Regions from separate parts of the Homo sapiens genome. Here region 1 is linked to region 2. Evidence: read pairs that join two places in POLR2A ChIA-PET (ENCODE). Cell type or tissue: PC-9. All regions are shown on one strand.

Region 1 (2,500 bases), 73 kb after region 2:
GCATCCTTGCTCCGTCTCATTGCCTTGTTAGCCTGGTGGTTGCAAGGACTTTAGGCTCCTGAGGTTCCATTGAACTAGCTGGGCTAGTCCAGTCCTTGGACCTTTGAACTCAAGACAATGTCTTTTTACCTTTAGCCCAGTTTCTTGGTGTCCCATTGACCTAACCAACCTTACCAAAAAGGTCTTTTCTTTAGTATGAATGCTCAACCACCCCTGACCTGCCCAAGTAACTTGAGACTGTAACTCCCAGGTGCCATCATCGGACAACTGATTCATGCCTTGTTTCTCCATCTCGAAGGTCCAGAAAACAGGAACATCTGGTATCCCAAGTATGTGAGAGATTTAGATTAAGTCAGCCTACATACAATCTGATTAAAGAGCACTGTGAAAATGTCAAATGCTATAAATATGGATAATATAGTAGTAACTGAGAAGCAGCTTGGTTAATTGAAGCCAGTCCCAAGAGCTATCCCATAATTATGGGGTGATTGTGTCTGGTATGCCCCGAAGCATGGCAAAGATCTTTTATGCAAAGAGACAAGTCAAATAATTTTGCATCCCATTAACGTCTAAGATACAACTTTAACCTAGGAAATAATGCTAAGCATTCTTAAGAGTTTGATAAGTAAAGAGAATGTCTTGACTTAGGCACCAGCTGTTTGTCTTTATGGCATGTGACCCCAGTCACCAGCTGGCAGTTCTAAAAGAGAATGGGTCCTCCATTGTACCTCAGGCTCTTGGCAAATCCATCTGAGTGTGAAATAACTAGAAAAGTTTTTCTCTGACCTGAATAGATGAGAAAAAAATATGAAAAATCAGGGATGAGGATTACACTCTCAAGGTCAACAATTCCTAAGTCAATAACCAGGACTCCAGTGTTTACAATACTGACATTACCTTTTCTTTTTTCTTTTTCTTTTTCTTTTCTTTTCTTTTTTTTTTTTCAAGACGGAGTTTCTCTCTTGTTGCCCAGACTGGAGTGCAATGGCGTGATCTCCATTCACTGCAACCTCTGCCTCCCAGGTTCAAGCGATTCTCCTCTGGGAATCCTCAGCCTCCCACATAGCTGGGATTACAGGCACCTGCCACCACACCTAATTTTTTTTTTTTTTTTTTTTTTTTTTTGTATTTTTAGCAGAGATGGGGTTTCACCAGTTGGTCAGGCTGGTCTTGAACTCCTGACCTCAGGCGATCCACCTGCCTCGGACTCCCAAATTGCTGGGATTACAGGGACATTACCTTTTCTTGAAATGTTAACAAAGGCCAGATGCGGTGGCTCACGCCTGTAATCTCAGCACTTTGTAAGGCAGAGAGGCAAGAGGATTGCTTGAGCCCAGGAGTTTGGGACCAGCCTGGGTGACATAGTGGTGTCCTGCCTTTAAAAAAATAATTAAAATTAAAAAAAAGTAGATGTCTCCATTCTTCTTTCATATCTTGATGTTAGCCACATTCCTAAATAATACCCCATAATAAGACTATTATGTTTTTAATTTGACAGATTAAACCTCCAGATCACAGATTTATTATTTTATTATTATTATTTTTTTGAGACAGAGTCTCCATCTGTCGCCCAGGCTGGAGTGCAGTGGTGCGATCTAGGCTCACTGCAAGCTCCGCCTCCCGGGTTCACGCCATTCTCCTGCCTCAGCCTCCCCAGCAGCTGGGACTACAGGCGCGAGCCACCATGCTCGACTAATTTTTTTGTATTTTTAAGCGTTAGCCAGGATGATCTCGATCTCCTGACCTTGTGATCCGCCCGCCTCGGCCTTCCAAAGTGCTGGGATTACAGGCTTGAGCCACCGCGCCCAGGGATTACAGATTTATTTATTTAAAACTTCCAGATTACAAATTTATTTTTAAAATGTTGCTGTGGAATGAGTACAGAAGGGATTGATGTAAAAATATGTGTGTACTCTGCAGTTTCCTTCTGTACCTTTTCACAGATTTGGTGTGGTTTTTTATTTGTTTGTTTTGTTTTGTTTGCTTTTTGAGACAGGGTCTCACTCCATCATCCAGGCTGGAGCATAGTGGTGCAATCTTGGCTCACTGCAGTCTCAACCTCTCGGACTCAAGTGATCCCCCCACCTCAGCCTCCTGAGTAGCTGGGACTACAGGCACACACACCACACCCAGCTAATTTTTTGTATTTTTGTAGAGACAGGGCCTTGCTCTGTTGCCCAGGCTGGTCTCAAACTCTTGGGCTCAAGCAATCGGCTTGCCTCGCCCTCTCAAAGTGCTGGGATTACAGGTGTGAGCCACCACACCCGGCCTTTCACACATTTATGTCTAGATGAATGATTTCATTCTTGGGCCTCTCCCTGGATAATCTCAACTTCTAAATCTTGAATACCTACCCACCTCTTTTCCCACGTCTTCAGTCTGTAATTCCACCTGCCTCCTAGGCATCTCCACTCCAATGAGCTGCAGGCCCCTTCTACTTATTATGGCTGAAATGGAGCTCAGCTCAAACCCCCACCTCATCTACCGGAGCCCTCCTCCC
Region 2 (2,500 bases):
GCCTCCAGGAGCTGAGTCTAACTGGGGAGCCAAGACATACATATAAAAGGGGAGCACGAGCAGAAGCAAGGCTATATGTAAGGTGAGTAATTCGGACACAGATGTCATGGCAGATGAAGGAAGGGGATCAAGACCAGGCAGGGTACAAGCTATGTGGGCAACGGCAATGTCTGCTCTTGGTCAACTACTGATCTGTTTCCATGTCCACTAAACACGTGTTTTCATCAGATTCTCCCTGGACTTCATGAAATCTGTGGTCCTGACTTAAATGTGTAAGTAGGTATTTTCTGTACACTCTTCTCCAGGGAAAGGTCATTCTCACCAGTGAGACTAAACATATTCACTTTACAACAGAGTCTCAAGGTAGAGTGTCATCATATTTTGCCAAGATGAGTCTAGGACTGTACAGCTGGCCCTTGGGTCCCACGGCAGGTTCTGACACTGAAATCTGACTGAAGAGCTCAGACTTATGTAGAAGGACTGGAATTGGGACAAAACGTCTTGATATTAATGATGAGAATGCTGAGGCGGTAGAAGAACCATCATCATGACCTGTACCCCCTCACATTTCTTCCAGGCCAGAATTCTGATCCGTATGTCTCTGTACCTGAGCACAGTCCATCATCTTCAGCCCTTGGCGTTATAAACCCCAGAATCCTTTGACCTCTTGACCATCCTACTTTGGTCAACTCCCAGTCCCGGGAGTTGGCTTAGGTAAGGGGATTTGCCAGAGGGAGAAGGCAGGAAGGCAGACAGTTGATGTATTCTCCTACTACTGAAACCACGGGCCCATCCAAATGACCAGTGCAGCGAGTACAGCTGCACTGAAAATGGAATCCATGATGTTTCTGATCAGAGTCTATCGTAAGGGCTCAAAACTCTTGGGACATGTGTTTCTTCCCTCTAAGGAACTCAAGATATAGCTCAGAAGAAAGGATACTAACATGGTAGCAACAGGCAGTGTCCTGTTGCAAGTGGAAGACCGGCAGGGAGAAGTCACAGAAAAGTAAGTAATGAGGTCAAGTCTACCACAGGTCTGAGCAGGTGGCAGGATTAAAGCTGTTGGACATAGTATCAAGGGCTTAGTTAAGCAATAGAATCAGGAAGTCGGCATGTGTGGAAAGGGTAGGGCAAGAAAACAAAACAAATGAAAACAAACCCAGGCACTGACCAGGCAGTAGGGATTAGGAAGTCAGACGGGGAGCTAGTGCAGCCCCAAGTTCAGAACACACATAGCATCTGCAGAATAGATGTGTGACACTAGAGGCTTAAAAAGAAAGACGAACAGGCCAAAAGGGAAAAGATTTGAGTTAGGGAGAACTCAGCAGCCCACCTGTAAATTCAAGGAAATACCCAAATGACACAGAACAACAGGGGCTGTATTGGTCCACTTTGTGTTGCTATAAAGGAATACCTGAGACTGAGTAATTTATAAAGAACAGAGGTTTATTTGGCTCATGGTTCTGCAGGCTGTACAAGCATGGGACCAGTACTTGCTCCACTTCTGGTGAGGCTTCAGGAAGCCTTTCTCATGGATGGTGAAGGGGGACGCAGCGTGTCACATGGTGGGGGAGAGAACAAGAGAGATGTCAGGTTCTTTTTAAGCAACCAGCTCTCATATGAACTAATATAACAGAAAGAGAACTCATTACCATGGGGAGGGCACCAAGCCATTCATGAGGGATCCACCCACATGACCCAAACAGCTCCCAACAGACCCCATCTCCAACACTGGGGGTCACATTTCAACATGAGATTTGGAGGAGACAAATATCTAAACCATATCAAGGGCAAAATCAGGAAGGATTCTGATTTAAAATACATATAAAACAAAATTCAACATGTAGGGCAGTAGCTAAGGCATGGTTAATGGAGTTGTTGCCTGTGGAACCTGGCAGTCAGGATGAAAGAGAGCTCACAGGTAGGCTGTGTTTTCAGGGGCCAGGGGAGGCTTCTCTACCTTTGAAGGGATGAGGTGAAGAACAAAGTATTTTCTGCATCAGCAAAAGGTGCTTAATAAATATCTGCTGTTGACTACATCATGTCATTCTGAAAATGTTCTCCTCTGGTTCCCTTAATACCACATTAGCTAGATCTACCCTGCTCTTTCTGGGCACTCTTCTTCTGTTTCCTTTGGTCACTCCTCTTTCTTCTCCCACACAACAGGTTGGCATCCCTCAAAGCTCAATCCTCACCCCTTTCTGGCATCTTTTGTCTTCAAATTGATTTCCTTGTATTAATAGAACTTGTCCAATGCCAGCATCTAGCACAGTGGCTGACATATAGTAGTTATATGATAAATATTTGTTAAATGAATAAATGAGTGGCCAGACTCTCTAAAATGTTTGTTCATTTGCCCCCAGTATTTCATCTGAACTCTAGCCTCCCCACCCTTCCTTTCTTTTGATGCTTCCTCCTGAGCACCCCATCCCTTCACATGTAACATCTCCCAAACTTGACACTTCATATTCGTTCCCCAATCTTTCTGTTTCTATCAATC

Evidence for each region. ChIA-PET counts read pairs that join two places held together with the same protein. Peaks named below come from ENCODE experiments on the same cell type or tissue, not always from the same donor. Only the 100,000 strongest peaks of a DNase experiment are listed, where the experiment ranks them.
Region 1: POLR2A ChIA-PET joins it to region 2 with 9 read pairs; 2 of 35 experiments call an interaction of 5 or more read pairs at or near these places.

What each region holds. Positions count from the first base shown.
Region 1 is chr15:80,666,026-80,668,525 of GRCh38, reverse strand. No RefSeq gene overlaps it. Among named protein-coding and RNA genes, the nearest start is that of ABHD17C, 28 kb to the left of the region's middle. In PC-9, no CTCF peak of the experiment used is centred here; no DNase peak of the experiment used is centred here.
Region 2 is chr15:80,738,683-80,741,182 of GRCh38, reverse strand. The region is part of intron 1 of ABHD17C (abhydrolase domain containing 17C, depalmitoylase); the gene reads right to left. Among named protein-coding and RNA genes, the nearest start is that of CEMIP, 39 kb to the left of the region's middle. In PC-9, no CTCF peak of the experiment used is centred here; a DNase peak (open chromatin) is centred at 1,092; H3K27ac peaks cover 1,350 bases.